Linked DNA regions of Homo sapiens: region 1 is linked to region 2. Evidence: chromatin loops called from intact Hi-C (ENCODE). Cell type or tissue: ovary. All regions are shown on one strand.

Evidence for each region. A loop is a pair of places that touch in the nucleus more often than their neighbours do. Peaks named below come from ENCODE experiments on the same cell type or tissue, not always from the same donor. Only the 100,000 strongest peaks of a DNase experiment are listed, where the experiment ranks them.
Region 1: a loop joins it to region 2, with 6 times the contacts of the local background. A loop is called at or near these places in 7 of 110 quality-filtered maps.

What each region holds. Positions count from the first base shown.
Region 1 is chr3:146,145,643-146,150,642 of GRCh38, forward strand. All of the region lies in intron 1 of PLOD2 (procollagen-lysine,2-oxoglutarate 5-dioxygenase 2), which reads right to left. Among named protein-coding and RNA genes, the nearest start is that of PLOD2, 13 kb to the right of the region's middle. In ovary, a CTCF peak has its summit at 2,886; no DNase peak of the experiment used is centred here; H3K27ac peaks cover 882 bases.
Region 2 is chr3:146,069,684-146,074,683 of GRCh38, forward strand. It overlaps PLOD2 (procollagen-lysine,2-oxoglutarate 5-dioxygenase 2), which reads right to left. Exons shown (of 20, transcript NM_182943.3): 16 at 3,604-3,669; 17 at 2,878-2,982; 18 at 1,594-1,740; 19 at 1,359-1,484; 20 at 1-1,189. The coding sequence ends at 1,034. Among named protein-coding and RNA genes, the nearest start is that of LNCSRLR, 3.0 kb to the left of the region's middle. In ovary, no CTCF peak of the experiment used is centred here; no DNase peak of the experiment used is centred here.

The DNA of each region.
Region 1 (5,000 bases), 76 kb after region 2:
ATTTACAATTAGAAAGTACAGTTATGGTAGTCCACAAAGTTTTCTTTTGTACTTTTGTTATCATGAATTTTTAAAAGGCTGAGTCAAATTAAATCCTTCCTTCCTTAATGAGCCAGAATTTTATTACTGACATTATCAAAATCCAGAAGCTGTGAGTAAGCCCCACTTTTATCTCAGAAAAGTGACACTAGTCAGCTAAGAATTTACTGAAAGTTATAGGGTGCTGTATAAAATAAGAGCACTAGTAAATAAGAAATGAATGAATAAGTCAAACAAATATCATAAAATTGTAATTAGGATTAAGTTGTACCATGCCGTCTCTTCCATAAAAGTTACAATCCACTGGCCTCAAAACAATAAGGATGGTGAGGGGACATAAATTTCTATTACTTAGTTGCCTCTATTTCATAAGTTTCTTTTTTTCCCATGACTTTATTAGAAATTGGTCTTCTTAAAAGCTGACAAAGTATTCAACATGCTTAGAACTTTATAATAGAGCTCCACGTTAAAAAGCATGTATTTCATGTAATGCTAAGCCCTTACTTGGGTCCCTATTGTCAAAAACATCCATAAAAATTTAAAATAATTTAATGCTTTGCCAAGCTTCAGGAAGAACAATTACTGAAAAAGTCATGAGAAAATCAAATATTAAAGGTGCATTTCTCCAAGTTCTTTGGAGCTAAACATTTGGATGTAAATTATACCCCTCCTCTAAGATGTATTCCTGTGAGATTTGAAAAACAGATGGTCCTATCCCTATCACTTTTGGCCATTTCCATTGGTAAGCATGGTCAGAAGGATACGGTTTACCCTACACCAGTGTTCTAGGGTCAATCTCACACTTTGTGGGAACTGGGGAGGAGGGCGGGTGGACGGAGAGGGAGAGAAAGAGAGAGAGAGGCAGAGAGACAGACAGACATATGGACAGCAGCAAAGGCTGTGGCTGAATTCTGCATTGTTGGTATAGTCACTGCCTCATGGGCATAAGGAATCAACAGAGACAGCTTCTCCATCCCTGGGTTACATTTATGGAAGCCTATTTCTGAATTCAATACTTCCAATGGTGGGCTCCTGATTCCCCGCTGGGACAGAGGTAGTAGCCTCCTAGTTTGGTCAGCTATTTCTGCTATTCTAGAAGTCACTGCTGAAAGTTTTGCTAAAGCCCATTCTTCCAGGCTTTCCAGTAATTGTATAAGCTTGTAATTACTTTTGTTAAATCTGTTTTTGCTCAAGATATCTAAAATGGGTTCTTCGTTTGAATAGAACCCTGACCAACATAGGGTTCCTGCTTATCTTGTTAGTTGTGACTAGGGCAAGCCATGGGTTAATGGACTATCCCTCTGTAAGGCCTATAGGCAGAGAAGCTTCCGAGGTTGGGAGTTCTAAGGCACAGCAATTCAAGAGATACGATCTCTATCCTCTTGCAGGTTAAAATCCAACTAAGAATGTAAAGTTAGTTCATATGAAAAGACTGAGAATAACATACTAAATACTAATTTAAATCACAGATTATATATTTGCAGAGAATACTGTAGGAGTTCAACATTGAAGGAACAATAAAAATCTACAAAAAAATCACTAGAATATAAGACTTAATATATCTATGTTCAGGCCTTAAAAAATGACAGACAGTATTTTCACAGTCAAGGAACCTGGAAATATAATCCCCCCTCCTCCAAAAGATGTGTAAAAGCATGATCTCTTGACTGGATAGTGAGGAATCCAGTATGAACAGAGTGCAAATTGGGAAATGATAATAAATACATTTGGAAATAGAGAAGACACTAGAAGCGGGGCAGTGAAATTAGAAGTGTGCCATCAGACTGTAGCAGAGTTTCCCAACTTCAGCACTATTGACATTTGGGGCCAGATAATTCTTTCTTGGGGTGGGGCTGGGAGAGAGTGATGGGGTCATGCTGTGTAATGCAGGACACTTTAGCAGGGTCCCTGGACTCAACCGACAGGATGCAAGTAGCACCCACTGCTCAAAACAAAATGTCTCTAGACGTTACCAAATATTCCAGGGGGGACAAAACCACTGGACCATAGGCTGAAAGTCATAGCATGCGAAGAGTCACTGGACTTAAGAAAGATGAGACAAGAAAAATAATTTCAGAAACAATGATAATTATCTAATTCAGTGATGTATACAGAGAGGGGGCTGCAAACACATCAGTGAAGAGGCCAGGCACCTGCTATGGTGACTGGAGTGCACAAGCACCCCATCCAAGGAGAGGACTTCTCAGAGTCAGCCAGCTGTTGTTGCCATACGGGAAGGAAAACCCAGGGTTTCCAGGCCTTCTTTTCCTTTTTTCTCCTCCAAAACAAGAAAGATTCTGATTTTTAAGTAAAATTTCCTGAAACATAGAACTTAATTTGAGGCTTTTGAAAAACAATATTTAGGCTAGATTTGACCCTGAAGCTACCAGAGTCCTGCAGTGTAGACTAAGGTAAGTGACAGCTTGGAAGGTGTTTAGGAAGATAAATTTATGGATCCGGATCAAACAAACCAACTATAAAAAGACATACTTGAGAAAAAGAGGCAAAGGTGAATTTGGATAGGTATTAAATAACATTAAGGAATCACTGTTGAATGCAATAACAATATTAAGATCATGTTAAAAATAATCTTTACCCGTTTCAAATATCTAATAGATATCTAATTATTTATACAGGCAGGCAGGCAGGCAGGCACGCACACACACACACACACACACACACACACACTTTTCACTACAGATGAAACAAACAAAAAAAGACAGAGACAAAATAATGAGCAAAGCACTATACCTAAATACGAAGAATAAATCAGAGGAATGAGAAAAAAATGACTTCAAAGTTTTGAAGTTCAAAGTTAGAGGTCTCTAGTCTCCTTGTATAGTGAGCGCCCTCTGGCTATATCAAGAAAGCAAACACTCCTCTGTACTGTTTCTGCATTTACCCTAGTATTTTAAAAACATCATCCTCAAATTCTTTGTAATACACTTAATCATAATAAAAGAGGAAATAACACAACTCTCCAATAATTCAAAGCACAACAGACTTGTACCTCAATTTATCAGAAATACCAAGTGATATAAAACACATCCATGGTTGCATAATATTACAACATCTATATTTCTGAATCTCTGCTGATTACTGAAGTAACCAGCTGACTTCCTGAAACCAAATAAAAAACAAATTCAGCACTATACACTGTCTCAGTGTATATGTTGCAAGAGGGTCCATGCACACTGGACCATAGGCTGAAAGTCATAGCATGCAAAGAATGGCTGGGATATTCCATTTGTTACGGTTAATATGAAATGCTACAACCACAATAAGCATAATCCACAGAAATAAATCCCAAGGATGAAACTACCCAAACCAAATTTCTGTTCAGGGAAGAATTCAGTGTCACATTTTACATAAGCATAATTTCCCTTGCCAGCACTCAGCAGTGGCTTCTAGTTCAGATTTTTCTGAATTAATTGTGAACTCATTCAAGTCACATATTTTGTAATTTTGTACCACACTTAAAAGCAACTTCCCTTCCTCTATTTCACTGACCCTCTCACTCCCATCACCTCTTCAAACTGAATAGGACTCTTTTTCGAAAGAAGTTTCTACAAACCAAATATGCTTTTAAACTAATTTAAGTGTGGGATATTCTGAGAATTATTAAGAAAAATTCATGTCTTGCATCAATAAAGAATTTAAATCTGGTTATAGAAAATCAGATATAATTATCAATTATAGTTATTTTTTAAGTTTGTGTCTATGGTTCAAAAGTAGACTTCTTAGTTTATCTTTTATCTCAACATGAAAAAAAAATCTCACTTATCCACTCTGCCATAACCCATGGAGCTGACAGTACTGGTGTAACACAGCCATTCAGTGAGAAGGAGCCCGGTTTTTTAGGATATTTACTTGCTGTTTAAAATGTAATACTTCATTTTTTAAAAAAATATGTTTATGCTTGAGGAACATAAAATATCAAGTGATATTAATAAGATAAAAGTTTATCATTTTAATAAACCAAATTTTTCTTCAACCTAATATACTGTACAAAAGACTCAGCTACTGGTATTTATTTGCTTATTCAATAAATAACAGTTAATTTCCAAAACCAACACCCAGGCTAAATACTTCTGTTAATATTTGCTAATCTTACACGTAAAAAACAACTGTATAAGTAACTATATATGTTTTTAAAATTAAGTCACACTCTTTCCCTTCCAGTTGTTCTGCTTGAACTGCTTCCTTCAATTTACATAAAATCCACCTGGAAACAGTAGGAAAAATAGCCAGAAAAAAAAGCAGTGCACACCACCATCTTCTCCAAGGATTAAGTCTCAGAGTGTACCACTCACTAGATATGCTCCATTCTAAAGATGCAAACACATGTAGAACAAATGCTGCTGTGACAATGACCTAGCAAGATATCAAAGAAGTCCAGATTAAAATGTATTCATACTTTCTATTCCTTTCTTAAGGCTCAACAATAACCTCCATGGCTAGTAAACACAAATGTGTACATACACATATACACATATACGTATGCACATAAATACTTTGCTCCCACAAACTGATTTCGTTTTTATTTGCCATGTTTTCAGTTCACTAAATGCAATCATATTTTAAAGATAATTAATGAATCCAAAAGTTGAATCTAGGTATTCTGATGACTATTTATGTAACAAGTTAGAAAAGGGTCCCCAATTTTTAAGTAGCACATACCATAAAACTTCGTTTTAACTTCTACGTAGCCATTAAAAAAAAAATGAGATCATGTTTTTTGCGAGAACATGGATGGAGCTGGAGGCTATTATCCTTAGCAAACTAACACAGGAACAGAAATCCAAATACCGAATATTCTCACTTATATGTGGAAGCTAAATGATGAGAACTCATAAACACAAAGAAAGGAACAACAGATACTGGGCTCAACTTAAGGGTGACAGTGAGAGGAGACAGAGGAGCAAAGAAGATAACTACTGAGTACTGGGCTTAATACCTGG
Region 2 (5,000 bases):
GGAAATTATGCCAGGAAGATAAAAAAGCAAATAACCCTCCCCCCAAAAAAAGAATAAGGAGCGAGACAAAGGGCAAAACGGAAGAAGCAAGGCTCAACAACTTTGTTTTCCTGATATAAAATTCAAGTACTTAAAAAGTTTTTTAAAAAATAATTAAATGCACTACTCATCTCAATGAAATTTTTCGTTTTCCTATTTTCTAGAACTTTCTAAAAAAGGAAACAAAGCAAAAACAACAACAAAAAAAACCTGTTTGACTTAAGGACACTTGCTGATCTTGACACTTGATAATACTTTAAGAAATGGAAAGGTTTTCCTAAATCTAATACCTGCTTAATATAATCCACTTTGGAAGATTCATCTGAAAGAAACATAGGGTTTGATTTTTAATACTAATATAAAATAATCTGCCTTCCAATCAAAACAAAAATGTTTTCAACTGTATACGCTCCTCGGTTGTGTTTTGTACCATTTTCTTGAGGAAAACGTTGTGTAATTCTTTGTGTGTTCCCTTAGTAACTACTGTAAATAAGACCTGCATAGGTGTTCAGAAAAATACTTAGTTGCATACAAATCCAGTTAGAATCTGATTTTCAAGGTTTTACAACATGGTAATTTTCATTTATATCCATTTTGTCTACATTTCCTCTATATTTTGATAAATAAAAATCTTCCCATGCTTTTTTTAAATAAGAAAATATTATTAGTCTTGTTATTTGTACCTAAATATTTTATCAATTTGAAACACAAATTCATAAATTGTCATTATTCTCAGAGGCAACAAAGCATAGAAATAAATATTTAAGTTTTTTCTTTCTTTTCTTCTTCAATCTGTGTTTTAAGGCTCAGAGCAGACATTAAGAAATATCAAACAATTTTTTATAAAAAGTTTTTCAAATGTTTGGCCCAAAGTGAAGTTGTTCTGTTGATGTTATTTAAATATTCCTCTCATCTTCTCAGCCACAACTTCAAAGACGTGTTCATGCCAGTCATTCATCCAAAATAAATTTCAATTCAATGAAAAGTAAATAACTTAGGGATCTATAAATGACACTGCAATGTATCTTGTTCCATTTTTAACAGGAAGTCCTTCATGCAAATGTGTGAGTCTCCCAGGATGCATGAAGCTCCAGCCTTTTCGTGGTGACTCAATAGAGCAATTGTACCTTAGAAATTTGCAACCACCTCCCTAAAAAAGTTAAAATGAAGAAATACATCAGATTATATTTAACCAGTGGCAAAATTCAAATTATGTCATTTGAGCAAAATTTAAAAAAGAAACTAAGGCCTAAGGCAAAGTCCTTTTCATAATGATATATTTCTTTTGAAAAATCTAAAAACACAAGAGTCATAATTACCTGAAAGTCTTCTCCCACGTTATTAAGTGCAATGTTTATGGTAAATGTAGAAGCATCATGATGAGGACGAAGAGAACGCTGTCGTTCAGGGGAGTATTTTACTACAAAATTCAGTAGTGCAAATCCCTGAAAAAGCAAAGTAAGCCAGTGGATTTGCTTATTAATAAAAACATTAAAAAGAACACCTGTGTAAAAATGGGTAAGAAATAGGCTGGAGGGGTGAGAGGATAACTACCTTCGTATAATAGCCTGCAAAGACCTTCAGTGTAACTGGTGCAATGAACTCCCGGATAAAATGAAGCCATACATTCTCCAGATCAACTTGCTTCATGTGGATATCATCAGTTGGGACATTTTCATAACCACCAGATATACGGCTATCCTAGAAACAACATTAATGACATAATAAGCTGTACTCCACGTGCAATTCCCATTTATATTATAGTATTTTTTTTCAACCACAGATCATAATAGACAATAAAAATAACAGTTGTTCCAATGTGGTATATCATCTGCTTTAACTGTAAAATTATCAAAATAACTTAGGTAACAGCTTTGTCAATGATACAATGACGAAACAAAGTAATGTAAGGTCAGTAGACTCCTTTCCTACTTCTTAAATGTATATGTGAAGTTTAGCTATAAAGTAAATAAAATTGACTTCCTAAGCCCTCACATCCTTTCTTAAAAATGAGTCTTTTTTTACAGTGACCCTTTAGGCAGTCTCAGCTGCTTGATGAGCATACACTTAGCATATCTGCTGTCTGTATTACCAAACACTAAAAACAAGCTTTCCCCGCCCTTCCTCACTTCTATTTGTAACACTCAAAAGTTTTTGAATGATTGCTTTTCATTATTTCATCACCCACTAACTTAAGTTCTTCCTTATACTTTAAGCTTCCCTCTCCCTTATCAGCTCATTACCTGGGGGACATAACCGTGCAGAGGCAGTAATATTCCAGAGTATTCTGCTAAAATGGCATGTCTGTTCTCAGAGGGAAAGAAACACATCTAACCACTGGCAGTAGTATTTCCTGCCAAGTCTTTGACACTGAATGCAAATGCAAAACTGAATTACACCTAAGGCACTCAGATCCCTCCTTCCTATCTTTACACACAAAAACAGTTTTCAGAGCCAGATAACATTTGCCTTAGAATTTTCACCACAGCTCACTGTGAAAACGCAAGGAATAAAAAGTGGCCTTGGAAAAGAGTGACATCACTCTGTAAAGACATGTGTTACCTAACAAACTCTGGCCTGAGGACATCGACCCTTAGGGAACATCCAGTGTAATTACATGCATAAATGAGAAACCCGCCCAAACTAATGAAATTACTTAAGTGTTAAAAAAATTGGTTGGTGGGAGAAGTAGACTGAAATCAGAGCCTTGGCTAGCCAATTTATCTAAGTCTAGAACTCAGAGACATATGAGAAAAAGTATATAACCCCTCCGAATTCTCTGAGTATCTACTTAACCCCCACATACATTTTAGTTCTTAGTGTGAAATTACAACTTACATGATGTTTTCCCCCAGACCATTTGCCGTAATGTTCCATTTCTTCTACCAATTCATCACAGGCTTTTTCAGAAAATATGGGGAACCAAAAGACATCTGGACAGGGCTATAAAATATGCATCATCGTTAGAAGACATAATAACTTCTGTGTCTTAATAGTCTAAAATAGTTATTTTAATATGTGTAAAATAAAAAATCCTGTATGACTAGGAAACATAGTTTTCTGTCATGGTTTATTGACAGTATTTTTTTTCTCATGGTACATAAATAATGGTGCACCTCAGAATTGATGACATCTTACATTCTCAAAAATTAGGTATTAACAATAGTTTTGAACACTAAGCTAAAAGAGAATTCATGTTTCAAAGATGTCTCTGAGAAAAGACTCTTCCAGAAAGACAGCCCAGTTTCTTCCAAAGATAAGCTTTCACTGCAAGAGTTCTACATCAGAGATCTGTCAACAGTTTCTATTTTTAGTGGTTTCAGAAAGCTATGACACATAGGAGCATGCTTTTTAAAAAGGCATGCTTTTAAAATGTTAATTTCTATGTTCTACATTTTACAACTGTATGTTCCTTAATGCTATTTAATCAGTAATTGAATCAAATAAATTTTACCTAAAAGGTAGTTTCTCCACTTTCACATCTTCTGTGAAAGTAGTATTAATAATATTTCTTCTGGAAAATAACAGCAAAATTTTCTATACTTTGTAATCATTAATACAAACCTGTTCAACTATATTTTCAGTGAAAATCTTTGAATAATCACGGTTTATATACTTTTCCTTCCAGTCCTATAAAAAGAAGTACATATTAAAACAAATATCTTTATAAATACTTCACTGAAAAGTATAAAGCATATGCATTTTAGAAATTATTCAACTTATAAATGATTATGTATAGTGGACAAAATAGTAATTTTCAGAAATCACAGTATATAGCCTAATCTTTGCCTGGTTCTGAATATGCTTATGTCATTCTATGAAATACAAAATTTTTATTTATGAAATATTGTACCTCAGGATTTTAAAACTTAAGTAATCTTACAGTGAATAGATTTACACATTTTACAGATGCTCCTTGACTCACGATGGGGTTATGTCCCAATAAACCCGTGGGAGGTTAAAAACACACAGTACCCCGATAAATCCAACATAAAGCTGAAAATTCCTAAGTAAAGCCACCGTAAGTTGGGGACCATCAGTATTTTAATATATACACAGAGTAGGTAAATAAAGGTGTGCTTAAAGGTAAAAGACAAGGAGCAAAATTCTACCAACAAGTATTTGTAAAAATGAATTAGTGAACTAATTAACTAGGGTCTGTCTTATATGTCTATAGTAAATTACTCTAAATTTGATTTTTTAAATGAGTTTTTAAAATTTCTGCCTTCACTTCAGTTATTAATATTTATCAAGGAATAATCATGAGTTTACTAGCACTTGCACTTCTTTCAGTTACTAAAATTAAGGGTTAGGGCTCTATATTAAAAAATGGTTTCTCTTTATTCTAATCCATGAATTTGATTCTTTTTGACCAATCTCTGGCATAAAATCCACACACAAAGATATCTCAACTTTTTTCAACAAAAGCTAAAGAATTATTTTATTGGGACAAGTTCTTTATTCAAATATGGATATTTACTAAAATATTATTAATACATGGAGTAATATAAATATCCAAAAAGATATCTTCTGAAATTTAGAATATTTCTAGAAATTATTAATTTTCTCTTTACAAAGTGCAAATACAGAGAGCCAGCAGGGAGGAAGTGAGACACAGACTCAAAATAATTCCAATCAAAAGATGTTTTAAAAGATATTTGCCTTAAATACATCTTTTGAGGCTAGATTTTAGGGGCTGAATATTTATACCATAATTTATGTCACTGGTTTTGCATATCTGTTTATATGTAACTCAAACATTTTTTATGTGGAGGAAACAAAGGTATCTTCAAAATTTTAATAAATTTCATGTTTATATAGTATATATGGATCAGATTTCTATATTATCTCATTATTCCCTCTAATATTAATTAGCTTTCTGATTCTAAAATGTGGCAAGAAATTGAATAATCATCCATAAGATTTAAGAACTTTTACCTATAGCATTTTTCCTGTGCATC